2 separate regions of the Homo sapiens genome follow, and region 1 is linked to region 2. The links are chromatin loops, found by intact Hi-C in ENCODE. Cell type or tissue: chondrocyte. All regions are shown on one strand. Each heading gives the region's core, and the rest is flanking DNA. Links, peaks and the distances in the headings are about the cores only.

Region 1 (15,033 bases), core at 5,337-9,336, 380 kb before region 2:
GGCGTCTCCACCCCCATCTTTCTGGCTCAGCATCAAAGCTGGAAGGCACACCCCCAGCTTGGTTTAATGTCTTGTTTCTGCTCTCTCAGCCAGTAGGAAAGTCCCCCAAGGGTAAGCACAACTGAGACAGCAACGAGGATCCTGATGATGTCCACATGGCCTAGAAATTCTAGGATCTCTGGTTCCTTCAGGAGGGTTTGCTTGTACCTAGTAAGAGGAAGGAATTTCTATGCACGCAAACCCAACCTGTATGTGAGAAGTTCTGATGTCCCTGGGTATGTGCTGTGGCCTCTGTTCCTGCACTTGTTCATTGGGAACGTGATCTTCAGGGGCTCCGATTCAACTCCCGTGATTCCCGGGCCACGACTGCAAACACTTTGTGTCAGCTGCTGGATTAAATCTTCCTCCTAAGAGAATGTTAAACTCTCTCATTCTCCATTACTTTAAGGTATTTTTAACTTCTCTACTTTGTTGCAGTTTTTCTTTGGCACTTTCTGGGTGTTTTTACTTTTTCTTTCTTTTTTTTGCCACTTTTTAAAGCACTTTCATTCAGGGTTTTCGTGAAGTCCTGAAGCAGTTTTTAAACTTTCAGCCTTGAAACTCTGTTCCCGTTGCAAGTGTGAGGGAAACACAATAAGACCCCATGTCGGGAGGGGCTGCCTGTGTGCCCCACAGTGGCCCTCCCTCCAGCACCTGTGGGGGAAGGCTCACCTTTTCCTCTTTGGTGCCTATTTTGAGAATTGTCACAGTAGCTAAAATAAGAATCCAGCGTATGCCGGGTGTGAGAGCTGGCAGCCACAGCGGGGGGGGGGGGGAAGGGGGGGCGGGTGAGGGAGATGGCAGACGGAGCCCCCTCCCACCAGCCTGACAGAGGGAGCCGCTGGCCCATAGGCCTGCAGGACAGAGCTCAGCTTTGACACGCCCCTTCCCACGCTCCACTTTGGCCGCCTGGTTGTCACCCCCGTCCCAGTGGACCCCAGAACAAGATCACACCTACACAGGTTTTTTCCAGGCCATAGGCCCCCCCGGTGAGGCCTCACCTCCTTCTCTGGACTTGGAGGGGAAGGCACCAACTGCTAGATGTCATCTCAGCAGCATCGAATGTCACAACGAATGTCCATTTCTGGGCCTCGGCAGTGGCTGTTCCCTCTGCGTGGGCTGCCGCTGCTCCAGATGCACCCAGTGCTACTCCTTTTCAGCAAATGGCTCTTCTCTGCTGGGGACCAAGCTGCAAAATCCCCCACCTCTCCCCCATGCCTCTTTTTTTTTTTTTTCATGGCACTTACCTTGTTCATTTTCTTTCTCTTCCATGACCGTGAGCAGAAACTCTTGTAGCCACTGCACCTCTAGCTGTAACTCAGCCTGAGCCTGGCACAAGGAGCAGCTGTTGGAGCAAAGAAGCCATCGCCAGTCCTCCGCGGAAGCTTCCCTGTAGCTTCCAGCTTCCAGTGGCGGGGAGCTCACCGCCTTGCAAGCCGCCCTCCCCCAGCTCCCGCGTATGCTGAATCCAGTCTGGAGCCCTCAAAGCAAGCCCAGAGCTGTCTCCCGTAGAGGGAACGCCTTTCCTGGAGAGCAGAGAGACTGCTGAGCCTGCCCTTAGAATGGCCCAATCCCAGAGGTCAAGTCCTGGGGCTCCCTGGAGCCTTCTGTTTCCTTTCCTGTGCTTTAGGAAAATGTATGCAGTGTCAGAGTGGCACTGCGATGTCTCCTCGCCCTTCCACACAGAGCCCCAAATCCAGCAGGCTCTCTGGGCTGAGTCCTGCCCTAGCAGGCTCGAGCATGAGGAAGCTGGGCGGAGGCAGAGTAGGTCTCCAGCCCGCCTCCGGACCCTCGGGCTGTACCCATGCAGATCTGCTCCATGGATGCCGGCCACCTCCCTGTCTAATGCCACTGTATATTCTGCACATATTCTCGCTGCTGACAAGGCCATCCATTTGCGTTCACAAAGACTGTTCGGCATTCTAGCAACTCATAGGAAGTGGGAGCACGTTCCCATCACGTGCACTGGGGCTTCGCGGAAATGCTTCTCTCCTGGCAATAAAAAGAAGAAAGAGGAGGAAATGACTATTTTCTGCAAACACAGAGAAAAACTGGCTGGCCAGGGTGCTCCAGTGCGCACCGTTTCCCACAGCTGCTCGCCCCACCTGGGAAGCTTTGCCCAGGTGGCCTTTTCTCCGGTCTCTATCAGAGGGGACTGAACCAGGGAAGTCGCCTCCCTGCAGGCAGATCTCGTGTTTAGAGAGGCAGATTTGTTCACCTGTTATGCAGGCTGGACGCCTCGCAGCCCCTCCATCCCTCTCTCGCCCTCTCTCTCCACGGGTCCCATCAGTCTGTCTCGGGGTCTGGGCCGCCCTCCCTGGAGCTGCCCACAGTCTCTCCTTCCCCATAGCCTCCCCCGCGGGCCTAGCCTCCGTACTTGCTTCATGACGCCTGCCACCGTTTCCTGAATGACCTCCCCGTTTCTGCACCCACCAGCCTCCCACCACTGTCCACACTGCAGCCAAGCTCTCCTGTGCCGGCTCCTGTCCCTCAAGCCCCGCGGTGTGGGTAGCCAAGGGAACTGCAGACATTCTGGATATTCTGTATCAGACGGCGCCCCTCTGCTGCCCACTCTCAGCCTCAGATGGAAACTCCTTCTGTGAACTTACACATCAACAACAACAAAAACCAGAAATAATCCCATTAAAAGGTGGGCGAAGGACATGAACAGAGATTTCTCAAAAGAAGACATACATGCGGCCAAGAAACATAGGAAAAAATGCTCATCAGCACGAATCGTCAGAGAAATGCAAATCAAAACCACAATGAGACACCATCTCACACCCATCAGAATGGCTATTATTAAAAAGTCAAAACATCACAGATGCTAGCGAGGCTGTGGAACAAAGGGAGTGCTTATACACTGTTGGTGAGAATGTAAATTAGTTCAGCCCCTGTGGAAAGCAGTTTGAAGATTTCTCGAAGAATGAAAAACCGAGCTACCATCCTACTCAGCAATACAATTGCTGCGTCTGTACCCCAAGGAAAATAAATCATTCTACCAAAAAGACGCCTGTACCTGTACGTTCATGGCAGCACTTTTCAAAATAGCAAAGACGCGGAATCAATCTAGGTGCCCACCAATGGTGGGCTAAGAAAAGTATGGTACATCTACACCATGTAATACTATGCAACTCTAAAAAATAATGAGGGCCAGGCGCGGTGGCTCATGCCTGTAATCCCAGCACTTTGGGAGTCCGAGGGGGGTGGATCACGAGGTCAGGAGATCGAGACCATCCTGGCTAACACAGTGAAACCCCGTCTCTACTAAAAATATAAAAAATTAGCCAAGCGTGGTGGCGGGCACCTGTAGTCCCAGCTACTTGGGAGGCTGAGGCAGGAGAACGGCTTGAACCTGGGAGGCAGAGCTTGCAGTGAGCCAAGATTGCACCACTGCACTCCAGCCTGGGCGACAGAGTGAGACTCTGTCTCAAATAATAATAATAATAATAATGAAATCATGTCCTTTGTAGCAACATGAATGCAGCTGGAGGTCATTCTCCAAAGTGAATTAACACAGTAGCAGAAAACCAAATACCACATGTTCTCACTTGTAAGTGGGAGCTAACACTGGGTACTCATGGACATAAAGATAAGAACATTAGACACTGGGGGCTGCTAGAGTGGGGAAGGAGGGAGGGAACAGGGTTGAAAAACCACCTGTCAGGTACTGTGTTCCCTATTTGGGTGACGGGTTCAACAGAAGCCCAAATCTCAGCATCAGGCAATACACCCATGGAACGCACCTGCATTTGGACCCCCTGAATCTAAAATTCAGGGGGCTGAATTTTAGAGAAGCTCATCCCATGGCTCACAGGCCCTACCTGTTCTAGCCTCTGCCTCTCTCTTCCCCCTTGTCACTCCACTCTTGTCACTCAGCTTCCTCTGCCTCCAGACCAAGCCAACCACATTCCTGCCACAGGGCCTTTGCGTGTGCTGTTCCCTTTACTTGGCTCACACTCTTCAGACTGTCCCTGGCTGACTTACTCATACAATTCCAGCACTGCTTGGCAATCTCCTCTTCAGGATGCCGCCCTGGCCACGCAGCCACTCTGGGTGTTCTTCTCAGCCCTTGTCACCAGCTGACATGCTCTGGATTGTAGGTGGCTGCCAGTTTATTGGTGTCTTGGCGTGTGTCTGCTGATCTCTGCATCCCTCTCACCAGGAAGAGTATTTGGCATGTGATATGGATCCACAGCCCACACAACCTCACAACCCAGAGAGGGATGCAGGGCACAGCCAGCCCTGGATTGCAGAACCATGGGCTCTGCTTTGTGAACTGCTCACCCCAGGGTGTGAACAGACCTGCATTTTCACACTAAAACAGGAGACCTGATTGTTTCTTGGGCACTTACTCAGTGGGCAGCATTTCCAAAGGTGACCCTGGAAGGAGGATGAGACCTGGGGGCTGGCAACAGCAGCAGTGGAGGGTCTGCTGACAGGCATAGGCCATGCTCTGTGTCATCTGGGGTGTGGCACCACGGGAGGAGCAGCGAGTTGACGGTGACAAATTCTCTGCCAGCATGGTTTCAAGGGATGCTGTGAGCTCCCAACCTGGAATGGCAAGCCAGTGGGACGTTTATTAATTGTGCTGTGCTGGAGGAGCAGGGAAATGGATTTGGATCCTGGGGAGGTGCAGTATTGACATTGGAGAGCCTCTTTTTGAAATGGATGGGTCATTTCTGAGGATGGAGGCAGAGCCCAGGAAACTTTAAGTGAAGAAGCTCAGACTCTTTGGGGCATGTGTCTGTTCAACACTTTCTCTGAGCATTGATTATGGGTCCGGCTTTGAACGAGATCTGTTAGGGGCTCAGAAAGGCGACACGGAGGGCCCTGCCCCAGACAGTGCACAATCTGGAGTGGTGCTGAGTCTGGCCTTGATCAGGAGTCACCCTGCAGAATAAGCAGCTGTGTGTTGGGGCCTTACATGAATGTGGACAGAGAGACAGCCTGGAATGTCCAACGCACATCCAGGAGGCAGAACACTAAGATGAGAGGTACCCTGTCCTTTGCACGCAGGCCAAGGTGGGAGATAAAATTCAGGACTTGCTCAAAAGTGGGAGCAACCCTTGCCCCCCGCATCTCTCTCCAGGCTCCAGGAGGAAGGAAGCCCCCATAGGAGATGAACCCCGAGGAGAGAGGAGGCCATGTTTCCTTCCAGTCAAGGAGAAGCGTTAGGAGTGGGGTGGGAGTGGTGCAGAGAGAAACTGGGAACATCCGTCCTCCAGAGACCCACATTCCAGTATGGACACATTCAGGAACACAACCCACACCATGTAATGTGGTCTTTCCCAGAGGCCCTGGGACCTTCTTTTCTTTTCTTTGGGACTCCATCCCTCCCCCAGAAGTCAACAAGAATGATGGTGGCAGAGCCACCTTACTCGGTAATGTGAGGCGATCATTGCACGCCACCACTGTCGACCCTTTGCACAGACAAATCACATCCACCCCAAGCTTGCGTGATTGTTTTTTAAATAGTGGTGACCGTGTTTAGCGAACACTTTTTATGACATCACATTGTTGACCTCAATCTGAGGAGATGGGGGAGCTAGCCCCATTTCACAGATGCAGCGCTGAGGTTCCGGGATGTGAGGTGAGGTGATCACAGGCTCACAGCCTGGGAAGCGCAGAGCCTGGGAAAGGCCCACATGGTCTAGCTGCAAGGTCTGTGCTCAGGGCCCCACAGCAGCTTGCAGATGGACAGAACTGGGCCTCATGGACAACATCAGAGGACTGCTTCAATGACAGCTGAGAGTGATTTGTAATATCATTAACTGCTTTGTTTAATTTGTCCCTGAAAACAATTTATCTCTTATCTAATTTAAATCTGTCACACCCTGTAGACATGTGAGGACTATTAAAAAACCCTTTCTTTACAGATAGTGGATGCCAAATGCTAGCCTAACCTTATCCATGCCATTGCACAAGCAATGGCAATTAACACCTGCTCACTCCCCTACAAGAAGGAACCCACCCACCGTTGCACTTCCCTGGTGATGCTAATCTCAGTCCCCTCTCCACTCCCAAGCATGTCCGTGTTGTTCTAATAATCTCAGCAATTGATGGTAAACTCATAGGCATGAATTCTGCCTCCACCACCAAGTTTCTCTAGATTTGACAATTGAACAGACCTCTCTTTTATGCCCTGTAAGATGAATGCATATTTATTTTTTTTGCTGTTAAGGGGTGAAAATGGGAACAAGGAACATTTTATTTGCCTGTGTGATGTGTTTCTCTGCATTCTGCAGTGAGCTTGTCTTTTCTTTCTTCCGCATATTAGACTGGGGGCCTTTGCTGTCAGTTCTATTTGATCCACTCCCTACATTGCTAGCCTGGTCTTGTCACATACATGCTACATAAATGAATAAATGATAAGCTTCTTTCAAGAATTTTGCCTTATTGAATTCTCTATTCTTAAGATTGATTTTATTTTAAAACCAAAATTTAGCAAAAAAAAAAAAAAAAAGAAAAAAGAAAAAGCAGCAGATCACTGGCTTAAATTAGCTTATTTTTAAGAATAGAATTGTCTTTTAGAATAATGCATGTAGACACAGCCAGTGTTAGAAGAATGATTAATTAATACAGGTGCAGGCACAAAGGCAGAAATTCCCTGGCTTGGAAGTCAAGACATGCAGCATCTGCATCCTCCGAGGAATTCCTCTGTGGCCTGCTGGAAGGGAGGGGACCTTCTGCCCTGCATCAATGAGATAATGAGTGATTGCATCGGCTCAGCGTCTCAGGATGCAGCACGCCTCTGTCAAAAGATTCTCCTTCCAGAGTGGAATTTCCAAGGGAATACAAACGGTGCATTTACTGAATCAAAAGGCATAGGAAGGGAGAGTTGAAAGGTTGGGTGTGGAACATCTAGATATTTAGGCAGTCCCTCGGAAAGAAAAAGGAGATTTGGAATGGGATTAGCCTGGAGGGCATCATTGACTAGCAGTGGTGCCTTGGGCAAATTCTTTGTCTGTTTCCTCATCTGGAAAATGGGGATAATGATGTCCATGAAGATTAGGGAGCTCTCCCAGGCTGCAGCGGGACCACGAACCTGAATTCCACTTTCAGCCAGCAGGGGGTGTCTGGTGCTTACTTCCCCAACCAAAGGGTGTTTCTCAAACCTGATTCTATAGCTCACAAGGACCTGGAGTTGACACTTAAGGTGACAGCTGCCCCTTCCTTCACCCTGGAGGGGTTTGGGGTGATGCTGTGGTTGCTATTCTTATCACTGGTGAGCAGGAGGGAGGAGTGAAGTGTGAAGTCAGCTGGGCTCCAGGCAGTGTCAGGGGGAGGGGAAACCATCATTTGGTGGCAACTGCAGCCTTGGCAGTAGGGGAAGAAGAGGTCCCAGGAACCAATCACAGCCTGAACCAGCTGCTCTTCATCCCAGTTGGCATGAGAATGCCCAGCTGAGCCAGGGAGGTATTTAGAGACAGGATTACACATGACGTGCAGAAAGGAGAACCAAGGGCAGAAATGAACCTCTAGCTGTCCTTGTCTTTCCCCAGGAAGCCTCCCTTTTCTCTCTGGTTCTGGAACTAAAGCCATTTTCCTGGGTGATTGTGGGGCTTGAGATATCCTCTGGGCACAGAGCAGTGGACTGGAACCATGTCCTTGCCAAAGTGTGTCCAGAGAGGGGCACGGGGCAGAGCCCCGGATTGCAGAACCGTGGGCTCTGCTCTGTGGACTGCTCACCCCACAGTGTGAACAGATGCTGCACTTTCACACTAAAAGAGGAGACCCAACTGTTTCTTGGGTGCTTACGCAGTGGACAGGATTTCCCACTGAGGTGTCCACATGCATAGCTTCTTCTGGCCCTCCTGTGGCTTTGAGCATGCAGGAGTCATGTCATGACCACTCTGCAGTTGAGCATCTTGAGTCTTACAGGATGAATTGTCTGAGTGGAGGAGAACTTTGGGTTCATGCTCACCCACCTTGGAAGAATTTAACTCCACGCCTGTCTCACTCCGTGACTCTGGAAAAGTTATTTGAGTTATATTCCATCCTCCTGTGTCCTGATCTGTCAGCTAAGAAAACGAAATAGGACTTAGTGAGTGAATGAATGGCAGTGGCTACTACATTCTCAGTGCTAGAAAGGTGCAGGAGAAAGGTCACTTTCCATTCTTTCTATCCTTAGATTTGTGCACGTACACACATTCACACACACCAAGTTTGAGATCGTTTTGCAATTAAAAAACAAGGGAAGGCCATTTTGCATCCCTGAGCCTCAATTTCCTCATCGGGAAACTGGGGATGATAATCTAAACAATAATAATTAATAATAGTAATGGTGACAGTTTCATATTCAGCACCTTCTCAGCACCAGGTATTAAGTGTTTTACATACATTATTATGTTGTGATAATTAAATGAGGTAATGCACATAGAAGTACTTAGTACAGTGTCTGGAACACAATAAACACTCCATAAATGTTAGCTAATGTGGTGATTTCTGTATTCAGTGTGGATGATGTCATTGGCTGGTGTCTCATTCTTGGCCTCTGTTAGACACACACTAATGTACACACACAACTACACACCACTAGGGTTTAAACATCTTTTTATACTGTTTTATCAAACGATTTTATTCTTTTACTACCCAGATGAGAGTCCCTTGAGGGTAAAGGATAAATAACCTCCCAAAGTGTTTTTGCTTCTTCTTGTTGTTTTGAAACAGAGTCTCTCTCTGTTGTCCAGGCTGGAGTGCAGTGGCACAATCTCGGCTCACTTCAACCTCCACCTCCCAGGTTCAAGCGATTCTCCTGCCTCAGCCTCCCGAGTAACTGAGACTACAGGCATGCACCATAACGGCCAGCTAACTTTTATATTTTTAGCAGAGACAGCATTTCACCATGTTGGTCAGGCTGGTCTCGAACTGTTGAGCTCAGGTGATCTGCCCTCCTCGGCCACCCAAAGTGCTAGGATTACAGGTGTGAGCCACTGCACCCAGTCTTTTTCTTATTTTTCTCTACTTTTTTTTTTTTTTTTTTTTTTTTTGAGACAGAGTTTCACTCTTGTTGCCCAGGCTGAAGTGCAATGGCATGATCTCGGCTCACTGCAACCTCTGCCTCCCGGGTTCAAGCGATTCTCCTGCCTCACCCTCCCAAGTAGCTGGGATTATAGGTATGCGCCACCACGCCTGGCTAATTTTGTATTTTTAGTAGAGACGGGCTTTCTCCATGTTGGTCAGGCTGGTCTCGAGCTCCGGACCTCAGGTGATCAGATTATCTGCCTGCCTCGGCCTCCAAAGTGCTGGGATTACAGGCATGAGCCACCATGCCTGGCGTTTTTTCTACTTTTAGGATTCATCTCAATGAAAGGCCAAAGCATACACACTGCAAGTTCTTTGCCCCTGCATGCAGCCTCTGCTAAACGTGTATAACCTGGTGTCTTCTAGAGCTTGCTACCCCTAAAGAGTTTTTGAAAACATGACAGAGAGTGACACTGCTTGTCAGCTGCAAGTGCTGTCATGGCCTACTGCCTACTGATTGGTTGTTCTTCCACTCTTTGCTAAGCAGTGAGGAGACACAGTCTCTCCCCAGGTATCCTAAAAGCTGATACTCACCTTGGCTGCCTCCCAATCTGCTCACAGAATGGAAAATGCAGCCGGAGTGTCAAGCTGCTGACCACACAGATGGCATTGAGATGTTGCATTTGTGAGACTCTGGAACCACCCAGAGCCCCAGCTTATGGGGACCCAAGGGAGATTACATGCGAAGAGGGACACCCCTTATTAGTGTGAGTTATTGCATTAAAATCTGCCATTGCTGTGGCTACTAAAATGGATGGTGTAAGGATATCACACCAATTGATAAGTCAGTTAAAAAGGTGGTCAAAGAATTGTGTCTGAGTAAAGAATGCATGGACACAATAAAAGTGGTAACAGCAAAAACAAAAACTAATAAGCAAATTTAAAAAGTATTACCAGCTAATATTAGTGAACATTTACTACTCACAGGTGCCCTGTCGACACTGTTTCAGAGACCATAGATAGATGGGTGTTATTATTACCCCCAACCAGCAGGGGGGGACACAGTGCTGTAGAGAGGGAAGGTGCTGATGTTCAACCGCCAATCAGCACCACTTGCCTGTGTTGCACAACAAACAAGGCAATGGAGTTGGCATCTGAGCCCCAACAGTGCGATTTCAGAGACAAAGAGCTGCCCATTGTCCAGTGGGAAGCAAACTTGCCAATGCCTGGGCCTAGTAGGCACACACACACACAAAAACTAAATGATTTTGAATGAATGAATGAATGAGTGTTGCTGGTGGGCAGGCATTTTGTCTTCTTCAGTCTGTCTCCCCAGTGCCCAGCATATAGTTGGCTCTCAAAAAGATCTCTGTGCTCAGCCCCAACTCCCTCCATGAGCAGCCCCATGGGGTCCTCACTAGCTTCCTGAGTGCTGTCTACTTCTCCAGCACAGAGACCTGTCTGGGCTGGACACGAGGGTCGGGTCTGCTCCCAGGGCTACTCAGATTGTGTGACAGCAGGCTTGACGCTGAGCAGGCCAAAGGGCACACAGTTGCAAAAGCCAGATGGTTGTTTCTAAATCCAATTCCCTCCTGCTGCCAACCTGCTCTGAAATACAATCCATCACTCACCATGATAGATGTCTTTGAACTTGGGAACTCAACTCTTGAGAAGCAGAGGAGGGAAATTGAATACCAACCCTCCCTGCTCCCCCCAGAGAGGTTCTGTTGTTGCTGGAGGTGGTGACAGCTTGGAAAATGGTGTCACAGCTCAAATTAGTGCTGAGCAGGCATGGGGCACTGGTGTCTTCAGGGACGGCTGCTCCCACGCAAGGCTGAGACAACCTGGGACCCAGTCACCCACATCGCCATCAGCATTCCCACAGCCCTGGCTTTGGTTTGGAAATCAGACATTTCCAAGGGCATCCTGGACTAGGGGAGAGAGAACCTGCAAGTCAAGAATGGCACAATAGAAACTACAAGGGGACCTCTCTTTATGTTCCGGTTGTAAATACGTACTCATATTAAAAATGTTTGTATGTAAATTGAATTCTTATAGCACTATTTTTCTTATTATTACAGTAATGGAGGTTTGATTAGTTACAATTCTTCTTGTATCAACTAATAGAAGCACTCAAGTGAGCCCAAGCAAAAAAGATAACAAACAAAACAAAACAAAACAAAACAGAATGGATGGTTTCTAGGAGAGGGAATTCTAAGGTGAGGACGTGTTTGAGCTAAGCAGGCCTTGGAACAGGAGAGCCCTGTGGTCTAGCCTGCTGCTTTCTGCATTTGCCCTGCTCCCCTCCCACTGGTGCAAGACATTCCACTTTCTTAGCCCCTTCTCCCTCCACTAGGAGGAGCCAGCTAACTTCCCACCTTAGCTAGCCACCTGCAGAGGATCTGATTTGCCCAGGAAGGGCAAGGTGTCTGCTGCTTCTCCAGTTAGCTGTGTCCAGGGAGGATGGGGTATAAAAGGGCTGCCTTGGAGGGACTCCTCCCTGTGAATCCGTATGGTGGTTTCTGGAGAGGCGGATGGTGGCTGATTGGCTGGACAGATGTACTCATAGGAGTTCATGACAATTTTTGCTCTTTGCAAGGATTTAGGAAAATATCAGAAAGTGAAAGAAGAAAATGAAGCACTGCATTTCCTTCACTGCTTGTAGTCACGTTCTAAGATTTATTCAACCTTTTCTGTAATTTTTCTTCAGTGGTCAATGGTGAATCTTTCAGTTTCACTACCTCACAACAACTCTGTGAGCTTATTTATCCAGCTGGATTTTCTTAAGCACTTACTGTGCACCATTTGGGGGACAAGATACTGCAGAGAACAAGACAGACAAAGCTCCTGCTCTCATTGAGCTTATAAACTACGGAGAGGGTGAATCACAAGTAATGAAACAGCTAGATTATTTTACAAAGCAATAAGCACTGTGAAGAAAATGAAACAAAGAAATGAAGAGAGAGCCTGGGGATGGAGGGTGACCACAGATGGAGAGGTCAGGGGAGGCCTTGCTGAGGAAGGTGCCATGAATGTCAGAAATCATGCGGCCCTGTGCAGGGAAGAGCATCGCAGGCCAAAGGGCAACGTGCAGCCTGAACCAGCAGAACCACTGGGGACAATAAAGGAATGGGTGAGAGTCCAGGTGGCAGAGTCACAGTGAGAGAGACACAGAGTATTCTGAGACGAACCTGCAAAGATGGAAATGGGATGTGTTTGTGAAGATTTGAGCAGAGAAGTGACCTGACTCCATTGACCTTTTCAAAAGTTATGTCCAATTCCTTCACCAACCTGGGTCTTACCCCAGAAGCACCAGGGGAGCATTATAAAAAATACCTAGGCTTTATCTACCCAGACATTAAATATTAAATCAAAATATTTAGGAGTAGAGTTTGAAACTGTGTGTTTTTATTCATTTATATTTATTCAAGTTTAAAATAAACTTTATTGTACATTTTAAGTTTTAACAAACACTCCCCTGTGACCACTTCCCCCCAACTGAGATGTAGCATATTTTAATCACCCCCAAAATTCTCTTTTTTTGCAGACAATCTCACCCTCCATTCTTGGCCTCAAGCAAACACTGGGATGCTTGGAGTCACTGCAGATTAGCGTGCCTGCTCCAGAATTTCATGTAAATGGCATCAATTAGTCTGCACTCCTTGTGTCTGGCTTTTTTCACTGAGCACAATTATTTTGAGACTTTTTATTGCTGGATAACACTCCATTATATGGCCATGCCACAGCTTCTTCATCTGTTCACACTGATGGATGCTCACTTCAGTGTCAAGTTTCGCAGAAATGAAAGTGTTAGGAACATTCACACACAAGTGTTTGTATGAAAACATCTATGTTTTCATTTCTTTTTTTTTTTTTTAAGATGGAGTCTCACTCTGTTGCCCAGGCTGGAGTGCAATAGCACGATCTCGGCTCACTGTAACTTCCACCTCCCAGGTTCAAGCCATTCTCCTGCCTCAGCTTCCAAATTAGCTGGGATTACAGGCACCTGCCACCACGCCCGGCTAATTTTTGTATTTTTAGTAGAGACAGGGTTTCACCATGCCGGCCAGGTTTCACCACGCCCGGCCCTATGTTTTCATTTCTATTGGATAAATATTTAACAGTGAAATCATGGGTTTACATGAAACGTGTATGTCTTTTTCATGTGTGTTTAATTTTTAAAGAAACTGTCCATCTGTTTTCCAAAGTGATTGCACTGTTTTACATCCCACCAGCTGTGGCTTAGATTTCCAGTTGCTCCACATTCTCCAGACAGTGAATACTTTCACATTTCAGACATTCTAGCATATATAGTTATTTAATGAGTAATATTGGTCTTTCCCTGAAGTTTCTCTGTCTGGCTTTGGTATCAGAAATATGTGATACCGGTCAGGCATGGTGGCTCACACCTGTAATCCCAGCACTTTGGGAGGCAGAGGTGGGCAGATCGCTTGAGGTCAGGAGTTTGAGACCAGCCTGGCCAACATGGTGAAACCCCGTCTCTACTAAAAATACAAAAATTAGCTGGGCGTGGTGGTGCACACCTGTGAGCCCAGCTACTCGGAAGGCTGCAGCAGGAGAATTGCTAGAACCTGGGAGGTGAAGTTTGCAGTGAGCCGAGATCGTGCCACTGCACTCCAGCCTGGGTGACAGACTGAGACTCCATTTCAAAAAAAAAAAAAAAAAAAAAAAAAAACGTGATACCAAATATCTGACTCTAGTTTCATGAAGCTGGGTCAGAGTGCCATTTCTACTCTTCTGTTTTCTAGAAGAGTGAGCATAGAGGTGTACAGTTGGCATTATTTCTTCTTAAATGTTTGATTAAATGCACACGTAGAGCCATCAGGCTCTGAGCCCCCTCTCCTGTAAAGCCCTGGCAGCTGGTTTCTCCCTATAGCTACTCTCTATCATCTACCCATTCACATACCTTTTGCTGAGTCTCTCCTATGCACCAGGCCCTGGCCTGGGTGCCAAGGATTCTAACCCTGCTTTTCAAGGCTGAGGCTTGCTGTGAGCTGCTCTGCCCCTCCCAGGGCCAGGAGGGCACTGGGTGGGATCATAGGAGCTGGGTTCACTGGATCACAGCTGGTTTCTGTTGATTTGTCATTTTCATTCTTCACGAAGGCAGCCTGGCATGGTGGATCTTCTCCAAAGAGATGAATTGATTATGAAGTTAATGAAGCATCAGACCCTCTCATCTGCTGGCAGCTTGGGACTTCAGCAGAGCTTTGGGTGGGGAGGAGGGCCAGGGCGCTATCATAAAATGTGTCTGCAAAAGTATTTCTGGCAAATTGCCTAAAGAAATCTGAAAAGGGGCCTGAATGTCTAAGCCTCTAATATTTGTTGTGATTTATGTTCTCATAATAGAAATTCATTTTCATACAAAATTTAGTATTTATAATATTATACTCTTTTTCTTAAACTGGATCCCCAGATTGTATAAGATTCATGCCTTGCAAACCTGGATCTCCCTGCGCTGACTCTACTTAGGTCACCCTTGCTAAACAGAGAGCCAGCCCTCAAAATGGCCCTTCCCGTCCTCCTCCCTTTGCCTAACCTGAATAGCCCGCAGCCCCAGGCCCAGCCCTTAGCTTCACAGCGAGCTCAGCGTATTCAGTTCTGTGGGTAGCAGGTGCTCAGTTAACCTTAACACAGATGTTTCTTCTGAACTTCCCAATTAACTGAGGAGGGGATGAAGGAAGGATAGAACGTGGCCTGCCCTTATGAGCTGACCCAAGGATGGTGAGTGTATTAGTCTGTTCTTGCATTGCTATCAAGAAATATCTGATGCCGGGCGCAGTGGCTCAGGCCTATAATCCTAGCACTTTGGAAGGCCAAGGCAGGTGAATCACTTGAGGTCAAGAGTTCAAAACCAGCCTGGCCAACATGGTGAAACCCAATCTCCACTAAAAATACAAAAAAATTAGCCAGGCATGGTGATGGGCACTTGTAATCCCAGCTACTGGGGAGGCTGAGGCAGAAGAATCGTTTGAACCCGGGAGGCAGAGGTTGCAGTGAGCCGAGATC
Region 2 (15,033 bases), core at 4,792-8,791:
CCCACTATCTGCCTCCCCGCATGACAGCCCCATTCTCCCAGGATGACTCCGGCCAGAACAGGAGGATATTTATTGATAGCACAGAGACTGTATATTTCACCATCAACTCCATTCAAAAAATCCCCGGGTGATTCCATGATTGTCCCAAATGGCTCCAGTGCTCACGTGTGGATCAGCCATTGTGTCCAGGAGTAGGTAGTAAGAAAGCCTAAAGGGTGGGACCCTATGAATTAGGGGACATTCTCCTGGAGGCGCTGCTGAAAGGAGCATTTCCCAAGGGTTGGACAGACCAAGAATTAATGTCTACTTGGCTGGCCTCCAGCCATGCTCCCCTGCACCAGTCCAAGAGAGGTAAAAACTGTGGGGTTGGAGAAGGTCAAAATGGACCAGTTATTCTCCAGCAGAAACCAGGAGCACTGCCTACACAACGCCACCTATTCCTGAGGGCACAAATGGCAGGTGCGTAACAGGAGCACAGCCCACACAACACCATCTATCACTCAGGGCATGAGCGGCGGGTGTGCAAGAGGAGGGTTGCGATGTCCCTGGAGAGATTGGATAGCAAGAGCAGCTAAGCCTCTGATGGGGCTCTGGACAGGCAGCATGTCCCCTATGAGAGGTCACATTGTCACAAAGGAGAAAGGATCCCTCGACTGACGAAGCGCATGTGCAAAAACCACAGGGCCAGCTCGCAGGAGAGCTGAGATTGAGCTACTAGATTAGAGGGTGCTTGATGTGTTTGGATATTTGTCCTTTCCAAATCTCATGTTGAAATTTGATCCCAGTGTTGGAGGTGGGGCCTGGTGGGAGGTGTTTGTGTCATAGGGGTGGATCCTTCATGAATGGCGTGGTGCCCTCCCTGCAGCAATGAGTTCATGTAAGAGCTGGTGGTTTAAAAGAGCCTGGCGCAAGGTTGCGTGGAAAAGGGAATTCCTGTACACTGTTGGTGGGAGGGTGACCTAACTCAGCCATTGTGGAAAGCAGTGTGACAATTCCTCAAAGAACTTAAACAGAATTACCATTTGACCCAGAAATCCCATTACTGGGTAATTCCCAAAGGAAAATAAATCACTCTACCATAAAGACAAATGCACACATATGTTCACTGCAGCACTATTCACAACAGCAAAGACATGGAATCAACCCAGGTGCCCATCAACAGTAGACTGAATAAAGAAAATGTGGTACATATGCACCATAGAATATTATGCAGCCATAAAAAATGAGATCATGTCTTTTGCAGGAACATGGATGGAGCTGGAGGCCTTTATCCAATGTGAATTAATGCAGAAATAGAAAACCAAGTCCCGCATGTTCTTCTTTATAAATGGGAGCTAAATGATAAGAACCAATGGGCACAAAGAGGGGAACAACAGACACCGAGGCCTGCTTGAGGGTGGAAGGTGGGAGGAGAGAGAGGATCAGGAAAAATGTCTACAGAGTACTATGCCCATTATCTGAAATAATCTGTACATCGAACCTCCATGACACACAGTTTACCTATATAACTAACTTGCACATGTGCCCTTGATCCTAAAATAAAAGTTAAAAATAATCACACAAAAAATACAATAAATAATAAAATAAAAGAGCCAGGCACCTCTCTTGCTCCCTGTTTCGCTCTGTGAGATGCCGGCTTTACTTCCCTTCTGCCATGAGTAAAAGCTTCCTGAGGCCTCCCCAGAAGCAGATGAGGGCACCACGCTTACTGTACACCCTGCAGAACCATGGCCAATTATACATTTTTTTGATAAATTGCCCAGTCTCAGATATTTCTTTATGGCAACACAAAACAGACTCATGTGGCATCCCACGAGGTTTTGCAGAAAAGAGAAGGAAAGAGAGGAGGGCTGGAAATTGACAGGTTGTCCCAGGCAAAGGGGTGGGCAAAGAGATACATTCATAGGGGAAGGTGAGCGAATGAGCTGATTAGTGGGGTTGGAGAAAGGGGTGCTTCAGGCAGTGATAGGCAGACAGGATGCTGTCATCTTAGAATATGCGTGCACACACACGCAAACACACACACTTACCCCTCCGGTAGCATGCAAGCTGGCGTCACCCTGGCTTAACAGTAGATCCCAGGAGCACAGAAGCTGCCTTCACCCCAAGGAGCACAGCTTCTCACCTCCGTGCTCTTTCATTGCAATTCCCTGCCTTCCAGCAAGTGTCCGATGCCTGCTTAACATTATGCGAGGCAGGCTGTCAGTGAGAGAGGCTCAAGCCTGCTGCAGGGACTGCCTCTCAGGAAAGAGAAAACAAAGCCAGAGCCTTAAAAATAGAGCTGTCCACTGATGGAATTCTCTCCTGCTGCCATGACCAAATATTTGGTCACAAGGGAAGCGGCTGATCAGACACACTCCCAGCAAGGTCACGAGGTGCTCAGAGAACACACACTGAGGCAGGCTGCTGGCACGGCTCCCCTCGCCCCTGGACCCTCGAGGTCCCCAAAAGAGAGGGAGGGAGGGCCGCTCCAGTGCCAATCTGTAACCACAAAGCATGCCTTTGCTCTTATGATGCTGGAGACCAGCCTAGCCCTGAAGTCAGCTGCTTGCACAGACAACATTCATTCATTCAGACACAAATGAGATCAGTTCTTATCCAAATCACAGGTCAATAGGATTTGGGAAGCTGCAGAGTCCTAGAGATTACATTATTTTAAAGACTGCAGAGTTCAATACAGCGAGATTCAAAACAGAGGGAGGATTTTGTTGTCATACAGATGTCCACCCCTCCCCACACCGCACCGTGACGCCTGCCTGCTCCAGTTCTCCTGGTGTGTGGCTTCCCACTGTTCACTTCCCAGGCAGCTTGTCTGGATCTCTTGCAAGAGCAGGGCCTGGAGCCTGGTGACCTTAGCTGCCGCAGGGCCCAGCACACAGTCGGGGCTCCATGAAACCCCAGGAGGAAGGGATGGAGAGGGAAGGAGGCCATGTGTCCCAAAGGGGAACCCTGGGGGAGTGGTCCTTTCCTATCTGCCACTGGTGCCTGGAAAAGAGAGAGTAGAAAATCCCAGCCCCAGCTGGCACATTGCTCTGAGCCCAGGGCCTGTCCCTCCAGGAAGACAGTGCGGCCACCATTGGCCCACGGGCACTGCCTCAGCTGAGGCCCCTTCTAGCTCTCTGTCTTCTTCTTTGGAAGCCCCCGCGGACCCTGCCTCACACTGTTCTGGGCGCGTCTGTTCCCTGTGGGTATTTGCCTTCTGAGGTTGCAGCCACAGGGGCAGGGCAGCAGAACAGCAGGATCCCACCCACATGTATTGAACTGAGCTGATTTGTCACTTTGTAAAAAGCTTGTTTCAGGTAGGCATGGTGTTGGGCCTGTGGTCCCAGCTACTTGGGAGGCTGAGGCAGGAGGATCACTTGAGTCCAAGAAATGGAGGCTGTGGTGAGTCATGATTGCACCACTGCACTCCAGTCTGGGCCACAGAGTGGGACTCTTGTCTTTAAAAGAAAAAAAGATGTAAAAGCCTAGTGCATTGATAGGTTAGGTAGCCCCCAAATTCGTTTCTTGAGACAGAGTCTCGCTCTGTCACCCAGGCTGGAGTGCAGTGGCGTGATCTTGGTTCATTGCCACCTCCACCTGCTGGGTTCAACCGATTCTTCTGCCTCAGCCTCCTGAGTAGCTGGGATTACAGGTGCTTACTACCATGTCCAGCTAATTTTTGTATTTTTAGTAGAGATGAGGTTTTACCATGTTGGCCAGGCTGGTCTCGAACTCCTGACCTCAGGTGACCCGGCCACCTTGGCCTTCCAAAGTGCTGGGATTACAGGCATAAGCCACTAAGCCCAGCCCCAAATTCTGTTTTAAACACAAGCTAGAGTCAATGTCCACACTGGAAGTCATTTTCAAGGGGGAGATCAGAAAGCAGCCGGGGAAGTGGCTACTTTGAAGCAAAGTGACTGACATTTTAGAGCAATTAATAACTGTGTTTCCCCAGAGACAAGCCGCGGGTGCGGGGAGCGGAAGTCGCTCCTCTCATTGTTCCTCCTGTGCTTGGGCAGTGGGCTGGAACCCTCTGGGCAGCTTCTCAACTCAGCATGTCTTGCTGATCTATTAAGTTGAACATTAATCATTAGTAGAGCTCATCTTCTTTCCCTGAATTTAATTTCATTAGTTATACTTTCTTTCCCTATTAGAACAGTCTCTGACGCATTTGCTTAGAAGGCAAATGGGCACCGGCCCTGTCCCCCACCTCTCCTGGATGGAGACTTTCCTGTAATGGCACCGACAATTGTCAACATGTCCAGGTCAGGCTGGTTGATCTGGATACAATCAGAACTCAAATCTTTTCTTATGAACTCTCAGGAACTCTCTCTAAGAAAATCAGGGCCACTGTGGTTTTGTTACTGGAAAGGGGTTTCAATCCAGACCCCAAGAGAGGGCTCTTGGATCTTGCACAAGAAAAAAATGGGGGCAAGTCCACAGAGTAAAGCAAAAGCCAGTTTATTAAGAAAGTATAGGAATAAAGCAAGGGCTACTTCGTAGACACAGCAGGGCGCTCCCAAAGGCAAGAGGAGGAACGCATCCATCTTAGCTGAAATGCTTGATTATATATAGAATAACAAAGCAAAAGCTGTGGGGGATGTGCTCCACTACCAGGGCTGTGTCAAAGGAGTGCTAATCTTTGTGTAACTACCATCTTCACAAGAATCTGCATCTTTAAAGCGAAACTTATTCTTAAACTAAGAATGCTTTTGTTCTTAAGATATCGGGACATTAGGACATTTCCTGGGTCGGTTAAGTCTTGGGTCTGTTTGGTCAACATGAATTCAACTATTCCTTTAACCATAAACCTCATGTGGCTAAGAATGCCTGACCTCCCGGGAACAGGCCAGCGGATCTCAGTTTCCATTTTTATCCAGCCCCTATTCAAGATGGAGTCACTCTGGTTCAAACATCTCTGACAGTTTTAAACCAAAAAATAGGATACCCAATCTCTGGGTTCCGTTGTCTTTAAAAATATATGCAAAAAACACATCAGGAAACTGCAGGCAATGGGGTCCCAGGATTGCCACTTTAGACCTGGACAGGCGCTAGGGCAGGACAGGGGCCTGTGCCACTGGAGATTAGAAGTGGGAGTTTGACAGGAGGGAGCCCCAGGAGAAAGTCATTTCTTCATCCATCTGCTTGTCCATCCATGATTTAATGCTATTCTTCCAGGCTGTACATCATGTGTGGTGAGGGTTCAAGGATGTCCAAGGCAAGTGTTCTGGCCTCCTTGTCTTCCTTGCTCCCTCCCTTGAAGAAATATTTGAGTGTCTTATCTACGCCCTAGCACTGTGCCCAGTGCTAAGTATCCAGTGATAAGGTTAAAACAACAAACTTACAACCAGTATGGAGAACAGTTTGGAGGTTCCTCAAAAAGCTAAAAATAGAGCTACCATGTGATCCAGCAATCCCACTGCTGGGCATAGACCCCAAAGAAAGAAAATCAGGCTATTGATGAGATCTCTGCACTCCTATTTTTATTGCAGCACTGTTCACAATAGCCCAGACTTGGAAACAACCTGTCCACCAACAGATGAATGGATAAAAAACATGTGGTCCATGTACACAATGGAGTGCTTACTACTCAGCCATTAAAAAGAATGAGATTCTGTCATTTGCAACCACATGGATGGAACTGGAGGTCATTATGTTGAGTGAAATAAGCCAGGCACAGAAAGATAAACTTTGCCTGCTCTCACTTATTTGTTGGGGCTAAAAATGTAAAACAATTGAATTCACAGAGATAGAGAGCAGAAGGATGGTTACAGGGGCTGGGAAGGGTTGGGGGAGGGGAGAGTGTGCATGGTTAATGGGTATAAAAACATAGAAGGAATAAAATCTAGTATTTGATAGCACAACAGGGTGACTACAGTTAACAATCATTTATTGTACATTTCAAAATAACTAAGAGTATTTTGCTTATAACACAATGAAAGGTAAATGCTTGAGGTGATGGACACCCCACTTACCCTGATGGGATTATTATACACCGCATGCTTGTATATATGTGTGTGTATGTATGTATATGTATATATATATGTATATATATATGTATGTATGTATATGTATATGTGTGTATGTGTGTGTGTATATATATATATATATATATATATATATATATATATATGTATTTTTTTAAAACAGCCAAGTTCTTGTTTCCAGAAGGCAGCCCAGCTAAGGTGGAAACCAATAGAAGCACAGTGCACCTAGATCCACACTCTGCTGAGAGCTTCAGTGAAAGAGAACTGAGTGCCTGAGAAAGGCAACTAGGATTGGGATAATAATCAAATCCAGTTTGAGAAAAGAGAAGGGCGCTCCACACAGGTGGGAGAGAGGGAGTGCGTGGATGGAGCCGACCGTCTTACAGTCTTGGAGGAATTAAGGTATCACAGAGGTAGGGTCCAGCCACTTCAGTCCTTCCTAGAAATTTAATATATTTAATATGACTATAGCTCAAAAGCCCACCAGGGGGCGATGCAGGACAACTTATTGCTTAGCGCTAGCAGGGCTACATCCATGATTTGTGTAATTCACAATGAGTGCCTTAAAACTCTGGGTGGGGTGAAAAACTCCTGAAAATTGGAGGCCCAGGGCAGTCCGATGATAATCCTAAATAACAGCTTGAAAGGGACTGAGCTAGGAGTCCAGCGACAGAGATTCTAGTTCCATTCAGCTCTTGCATTTATTTTTCCTATGGCATATTTCTTAATCCCCCCTAGACCTGGGTCCTCAAGGGTCAGAGGAGAGGAGTGGGCCAGCACATCCCTGAGCTTTTCCTGGTGCAGGCTCCTGCCTGTGCTGCTGGGAGTGCAGTGATGTCTGTGGAGCTGTAGAGGGAAGAGGCGCTCCCGCGCTGAGTCTACAGGTGCTGTTTGCTCCAGTGAGTTTGAGAGGTTTTCTAAGGAGACAGACACATGGCTTTGGAAATTAACACTTTAGTTTTTTATTTTTATTTTTATTGTTAAATAGAGATTGGGTCTCACCATGTTGCCTAGGTTGGTCTCAAACTCTTGATTTCAAGTGATCCTCCCTCCTTGGCCTATCAAAATGCTAGAATTATAGACTTGAGCCACCACACCTGACCAGAAATCAACAATTCAACCTGTGGTTTTAGAAAAGGTCTGAAGCACATCACTGGCATCCTTTCCTCCGACCCTCTCCCCGTTGTGCCAGCCTCACCCTGTCTTCTCCCTCATCCCATATTCCTCACCAGGTGACAGGGGAGCGGGAGGCACGGCTTAGAAGCCCAGAGCCTGGAGTTCAGATCCAAGATTTCCAGAGACTCGGGGAGGGCTTCTAAGTCCCCTGACCAGCAGCAGGAAAAAGGGCCCAGTCTGTGGCCATGGTTCCTTCCTCAGGCAGGAACATCCAGGTCATGTTCTCCACCCTTCAGAGAGCTGCCAGAAGCCCATCCCAGGTGGGCCTCCTACCCCTAACTAACTGCAGTCCTGCAGCTGCCCAAAAGCTTGAGCCAACATTTGCTGTGTGGAAGAGGAATCCTAATTCAAAAAGAAGTTAAGGGCAGAGAAGGCCGTTTTCTGTGGAGAGCTCCCCCCTCTCCAAAACATCCCCCAGTAGGTTGGCCACCAGTCACCTCACCATCTGATGGACAAATGAGTTTTGGAAGACAGGCTGGTTAATCTCATTTACAATAGCAAATTAATTCCTGCTGGGGCCATACAGAGCCAGTTTCAGAGGGACGTTTTTACAAGTGTCTGCTCCACTCTATGGGGCATGGTTAGCAGACAGCTGCATGGCACAGCCATCTGAACTCAACAACTTTCAGCCCAGAGGGTTGTGGAGGGGCCTTACTTGGCCTTTGGGTGCAGACATTTCTGCTCATCCCCTGAGATCTCACAGATACTGTGCAGGTTGAGGTGGTCAGGGGAATTTGTCAGCCAGGCAAATTGCACAGTGGAGAGAAGCCTGGAGCATGGGCAGTGCCGCATGAATGCATGCTGAAGAGGTGAAGAAAAGGCTGAAGGAAAAGATCTCAGCCCTTCTCTTTTGGTAGACATTCATTCCATCATTCAGCACTTCCTGGGGGTCTACCATAGACCGAGGACTTTGCAGGAACCAGGCATTTGTAAGACCAGGTCCCTTAACAGGGTCACGAAACCCAACTCGTTCTTTTTCAAGGGGAAAAAACCACAATCACAGTGACTTGGGAAAACAACACAAGAACAAAATCCCCTAAAATTTACAAAAAGAGGTCTTGGTTAATTCACACAGCTACACACTCACAGGGTCTAAAAGGTGGTCACTGACAGATTCAGGCATTCAGAGCCGGGAGTTGGTCTCCATTGCCTCCTTCTGCTTTACTCAAAGTTGGCTTTGTGCTTGGGCAGGATTTCTCCCATCCCAACCAAAAATGGGCCAATATTTCAAGCCCAGATCTAGAGACCTACCCGCCTTGGACCCACGTATGTCCCGTGCTCACTTGTGAATCAATCACTGTGGCCTTGAAGTAGAATAAGATTGGTCAGCCCAGACAATATGCTGTAGGATCAATCCCACCACACCACACGGATTAGGACTGGGTGGCACAAAATTTCCCAAAATAAAACCAGGATGCCATGAGCAGGAGAAGGGTGAATGGGTCCCAGACTAGCCACAGGGATTACTCTACTCATGCAAACAAGGAATGTGGATAGGGAGGAAGCTCTGGGAGAGGGGCTAGTACAAGCGGGGGGAGTAAGACAAGACAAGAGCTCACAGGCAAATAGACCAAAGGATGCTTGAGTAAAACTCTGAAAGATGAATACAGGTCCATCATGGACAAAGAGAGCCATCGCAGACAGAGCTGAGGGTGTGCGCAGTGACCTAAATACACACACATACATAAGTGCACACACAAATACACACGCATGCACACACATACACACACACAGACACTAACCCACGTGTGCAAATACATGCACACACACACGTACATACACACACACATGCACCCTTACACACAGACCCAAAGAGTGTCAGCCCTGTAACTGCAGATTCTTGGCTAGATGTGTTACACATCTTGTTTCAATTTAATCACTGCAATAACCCTGTGAGAAAGCTAACATTTCATAAGGTTTGGGGTGAGGCTTGTGTTCTTTTCTTTTCTTTTTTTTTTTTTTTTGAGACAAGGTCTCACTTTGTCACCCAGGCTAGAGTGCAGTGGCATGATCTCGGCTCACTGCAACCTCTGCCTCCCAGGCTCAAGTGATTCTCCCGAGGAGTTGGGACTGCAGGTGCCCACCACCACACCCGGCTTATTTTTAAATTTTTGTGTAGAGATGGGAATTTTCCATGTTGCCCAGGCTGGTCTCAAACTTCTGGCCTCAAATGGCCCACCTGCCTCGACCTTCCAAAGTGCTGGGATTACAGGAATAAGCCACCACACCTGGCCATATGTTTGCTTATTTATTTATTTATTTTTATTTTATTTTATTTTATTTTTTGAGACGGAGTCTTGCTCTGTCAGCCAGGCTGGAGTGCAGTGGTGCAATCTTGGCTCACTGCAAGCTCTGCCTCCCGGGTTCACGCCAGTCTCCTGCCTCAGCCTCCCAAGTAGCTGGGACTACAGGTGCTCACCACCATGCCTGCCTAATTTTTTTTGTATTTTTAGTAGAGATGGAGTTTCACCATGTTAGTGAGGATGGTCTCGATCTCCTGACCTTGTGATCTGCCCACCTCAGCCTCCCAAAGTGCTGGGATTACAGGTGTGAGCCACCGCGCCCAGCCTATATTTGCATTTTTAACAAGTTCCGTGGTGATGCTGAGCCTGCTGTTTCAAAGCCCACTCTCAGAGACCATTGTCCTACTGTACAGTAAGGCACGCTAGCAGGAAGTCAAGAGGGCATCCAGTCAGTGAATCTGCAGAACCTTTATATGTAGGGGATTTTATTTGGAGCTTGAAATCAAATGTAAAAGAAGTGTCAAATATAGGGGCCCAACTACACTGAGAGAACACAGTGCCCTGTCCTTGATCTCAGGAACAACCCATATATCTGAGAAGACCCAGAAAGCTGGAACATACCTGGGGCTGTGTTTTTAGCTGTTTGATATGGGCATGGGTGGTGCCAATCACTCAGTGTGAAATCGTAAGGAAGTTGGCTTTGTACCAGGGATCCCAAATTGTGATTCCTGAGAAACAACCCAAACCCACCTCCAGCCTGCTGTCTTCCTCCTCTGGAGTGGGACAGGCATGCACCATGGCCAAAGAACCCCGGGTATATCTGCCTTTAGGATAACTCTGTGGAGGCTGCTCAGAACGACTTAATTCCTGTTCTTCACAAACCCCGAGGAGGCACACGGGGAGAATGGCCCATGCTAATGGCAGCATTTTCTCTTTTCAAGTTCAGTCAATTTATCCTTTTGCACCCACCTCCATTCCTCATCTCTCCTTCCTCCACTCCAAATCTGGGTCAGCTGGGAACCACATCACAAATATGGTCCATCTATACTTCTGGGGGTTCAGGGAGCAGTCACTAGCCTCCTGCCACCTGGAGGCAGTAAGACGCCCAAGGTCGGGGGAGCCTGACGTGCTAACGCCTGACTACGGAAAGCAAACACCGTGTCCAAAGGCAGAATTGCTGCTGTATCAGTCAGGATACTGATGCAGGAATCAGAAACCACTCCAGCTATTTCAAGAAAAGGGGGCGAATACTGGAAATGAGGCGCTTCCAAAACCCCTGGAAGGCCTGCAGGGGCAGGCTCTGTAGGACTGGGACCCAGGACCTCACCGCAGAACTGGCCCATCCGGAAAACTGCATGCTGCTTTTGCTATAATCACACAGGAGGTGAATCGTCATGTCTTATCCTAAGCACTAGCTCCAGGTTCCACCAGCTTGGCAGTGATACGGGGATCAAGCAGCGCCTCTGCACCTGCTGCAAACACACCAGCGAAACGGCTGCCTCCCCTCTTTCATGCAACTTGGCCGCAAGTCAAGTCTCATAGGACACCTGGTTGGTGGAACCTCAATCAGATACAGAGCCCTAGCTGGGAGGGGCCTTGGAGTTGGAGTTTTGCTTCCCCCACCCCTGCAGTAAAGGAACACCCACTAGAAAGGACTAGAACAGATGTCGGGTGAACCAATCTACTGTATCCCTCCTGGGGCCTGGGGCCTCAGAACGCTTAGTGTCCAAAGTAAATTCACCACAAACTGGTCAAGAACAAAGCAGATTTACTGCTTCATAAAACTAGAAAACCAAACACATATGTGACTTTCAGGTGTGGTTTGATCCAGGGACTCAGAAAAAAAAGTCACTGGAGCTTCATGTCTATCTCTTGACCCGGCTTCCCAGCCTAGGTCTCGGGCTTCAGCTTTTGGATAAAGGATTTAAAAAGGCACCATCTCCCCATCCCCCCAGCATCCAGTCCACTGGGAAAAAGTCATTGCTCTCAGTAGCACCTGTGCTCATCCTGGGGACATTCTCATGGGACCGGCTTGGGTTACAAGATGTGCCATGAAGTAATCACCATCTCCAGGGGTATCTGAAGGGCTGATTGCTCCAGGCGCCTTGAACCAGAGGGCCCCAGAGCCTACCTGGAGCGTGTGGACTAAGCTTGGAGTTGGTGTTGGTTTTCTGGGAGACCATATGTTTGACCTTGAAGATAGAAAAACACAACACACTCACCTCTTCTGGGATCTCCTGCCATCCCCTCCATCTCTTCCACCCCCTCCTGCCTTCTATACTATGAGTGAGTTGGGCCACTAGACACGGCAAATGCTCCCGACAGACCTGGTTCACCTAGATCTGTGAGTCCTCCCCAGCGGCCCTCCTCATTGCCATTACCGTTTCTTAGAAAACCCTTAGATTCTGGATGGTTTCTTCCTTCTCCCAGCCGTGGAGACTATTTTAGCACAGCCTCGTTTGCATTTCCAACCTGCCTCCCTGTCACTCCCAGCCCTTGCTTCTCTCCTTTCTAATGTATTTCTTTGGTTTTGCTTTAATTTTAATTACACCTTCCAGGGCAGCATCACCAGAAGGTCTCATCGGCGGGTGGATTCAGATCGATAAGAAAGTTAAATGATGACACAGGAGACTGACCTCCATAGAGTTCCAGGAGACATAATCCCACTCCCACAGGGATGACAACTTGAGCTCTGTTTGCAGCTATTCATTTCTGAAACACATTATAATAGTCAACACTAATTAATTGCCTACTACATACAGGCAAAGTGATAAATGCTTTTTATGCTTTGTCCCTCGTCCTCCCAACAGCCCTAAAGGGTGTATATGTATTACTGTTCTCATTTACAGAGCAAGATTTGACATTCAGGTGACTGTTACCAAACAAGTGACTGCTGAGGGCTGAAACATGCCAGGCACTTCTAGGTGCTGACAGTGTGGGCAAAAGAAGGTGAGAGCCAGTTTCTGCCTCCCAGGAAAACAACCTGGAGAGACAGTTAGATACTAAAGACAGCGCCAGTGTGAGACAGTGTATACTGAACCTCTGAATGCAGAATGCTGGTGCTTGGGCAGATGAAACTCCAGGAATGCTTCCCAGAGGAAGTATGACTTGAGTTGGGACTCAAAGCCCCTCCTTTGCAAGTAGCATCATCAAGTTTAAACACAGCTGATGAAAAATTCTCATGCTTCGTCTAACGTGATGATTGCGTTGGAAGAGAACACAATGTGGACATCAGCCTCTGGCAGAAGCCCATCCTGGGAGCCCCTCTCTGCAGTCCCAGGTGCACATCTATCCTCTTCTTAACAGAACTTGCACAATTTGTTCCTGCCACAGAGCTCTGGGTCAGCAACTTTTTCCCGTTATATTTAGAAAAAGTAATAAAATGGTTCTCCCCACAGGCTTTGCCAACTGGATGGTGTTATTTCAAATTAAAAAACAAAAGCAAAAACTGCAACAAAGAAGGAGACCAAATTACCCACTTGTGGGAAGGAAGGTGCAGCGATCAATCATGGGGCTCATTCCAGGCTGCTCACAAGCTGCCCCCCAACCCCAACAAGGGTGGGTCTTGGACTCCAATCCTGGCAACTCCCTGAGGTCACCAAGATGTGAGGGATGCCTGGCTCTGCCCCACAAGTGTAGTGCAAGGTCTACAGAATTGCAAACCCCTGCTTTCAAATCCTGATCAGATACTTAGCAATTCTGCATTAACCTCTCTCTGCCCTCTCACTCATTGGTAAAGTGAGAAAGATAATACTATCTATCTCATCTCATTAAGATTAAGGGAGATGATACAGTGAGGCCCTTATATGGGACCTCGCACATCGTGGGAGCTTAGTAGATGGCACTGATCCTGATTACTGTGGATCACTTTGCTTGCTAATTGATTTTCCTGGGCCCACACTGTTTAATCAAACATGAATCCACTCTCTCTGTCTAAACACGGAGAGAAAAAGGTGCGATGAGAGCAGCACTCAGCATGAAGGGCTCTCTTGTCACAGGCAGCCAGGGGGACTGGATTTCGGGTGGAAGCAGGCTGCTGATCATCTAGGGGGAAACTTCAGCACCCACCTGCCTGAGGGCCCCTGGAAGCCCTGTGATGAGGCTACTGTGTGAGGACAGAAGGCTGATTTCTGTGTAAGGTTCTCCTTTGCCTATGGAGGGGTAAAGAACCCAAAGTTCCCTGGCAATGGGGACAGTCCCCAGAGCAGGTGGCAGAAAGGCACATTCAGGGCACCCTTCCCCGTGTGCTCCCAGTGGGAACTTCCAACATGGATGCAAGGGGATTATGGAGCCCAGGACGATGTTGAAGACTGGCTCTTCTAATTTCTTAAAATCCAAATGTGCACAAGGATAAAAATCTATTTTTTCTATAACAATCTTTGCAAAAATGATCATCATAATTAATTCCAGATACAATGAATCCAGAAATTTTTCCTAGAGTGTTATTTAATTTTGCAAGACTCATGTGACTTTTAAATATTAGTCTTGGGAAGAAAAAAATTTATCCTTTGGGCATCCTCTGTCCACACTGACATCTGCAGAGCTACGGGGTTCTGACTGATCTTCAGCCATTATGTACACACTCTGAATGCTCGCAGTTCTGATCACAAGGCCTCTTTCAGCCACTTCCTTATCCCTCTGGCCCTAGTCTTGAGTTGGAAGACACTACAATGTCTGCCCACTCATAAAGTGCGAGGTACTCCCACGTCTGCCTGGTCCTAGCTATGAGGGGAGGCAGCATCTGCACAGACCTGGGCTGTGGGGAATGTAGCGTGTGCATAGGCCTGGACTGTGAGGTGCTGTGGGGTCTGCCCATTCCTGGAGAATAAGGGAAGGGTATGTGTGCACCATCTGGGCCGTGTGGGACTGTGGCATCCGCACCGTCCTGGGCCTCGTGGGACTGTGGTGTCGGCACCGTCCTGGGCCATGGGGAACTGTGGCGTATGCACTGTCCTGGGCTGTGTGGGACTGTGGTGTCTGCACTGTCCTGGGCAATGGAGACTGTTGTGCCTGCCAGTCCTGAGTTGGGAGTGACGATTGACAATTTTGTGTGTGCAGTTCCGGCCAGCCTAAACTCTGAGGGACTACAACCATCCCAGTGTTCCAGGCCACTGTTCTAGGTTTTGTGGAGATCCAACACCAGGGATGTAGAAGCGGACCCTGCAGTTTTCATTATGTCCACCTGGAAATTGGCATAGGTCCTCCCCAAATCCAGATCTAGAAACTGACATAGGTCCTCTCCGAATCCAGATTCTCCTGCCTTTCTGGCATTGCTGTTTCCTTTCCTGGTGGACCAGGGGCTTGTTCTAATCTCAGAGACTTTTCTAATGTCAGCATGTCCTCCCCTCAGCTCTCATCAACCCGCCCAGCTCAGCCCACACCTGTGTTCCATATTGATAATGGTCAGAGCAAAAACGAGTTTCAGTGTGGAGGTTTAAACAGGACCAACACAGAAAGAGCGGGGCTTCAGAGGTAATCCATACCAGACCACCCAGAGACCCCAGGATTTCTTTAGATTTCTTTAGCGTGCCAACTGCTGGCTCTGAATGACGGTTGCTGCTTCCTGGATTTGTCACCTGAAGTCCCCATGCAGTTTTAACAACTCCATGAAGGGAAGGTCCAAGCCTCAGGTGCTCCCCCGCCTC

Evidence for each region. Peaks named below come from ENCODE experiments on the same cell type or tissue, not always from the same donor. Only the 100,000 strongest peaks of a DNase experiment are listed, where the experiment ranks them.
Region 1: a loop joins it to region 2, with 3 times the contacts of the local background. A loop is called at or near these places in 5 of 110 quality-filtered maps.

Annotation. Positions count from the first base shown.
Region 1 is chr19:29,255,714-29,270,746 of GRCh38, reverse strand. No RefSeq gene overlaps it. Among named protein-coding and RNA genes, the nearest start is that of UQCRFS1-DT, 50 kb to the right of the region's middle. In chondrocyte, for the core only: CTCF peaks have their summits at 6,912 and 7,112 (motif pointing right); no DNase peak of the experiment used is centred there.
Region 2 is chr19:28,870,789-28,885,821 of GRCh38, reverse strand. No RefSeq gene overlaps it. Among named protein-coding and RNA genes, the nearest start is that of LINC00906, 87 kb to the left of the region's middle. RefSeq lists enhancers at 2,005-2,754, 3,505-4,254, 4,255-5,006. In chondrocyte, for the core only: a CTCF peak has its summit at 6,466 (motif pointing right); no DNase peak of the experiment used is centred there.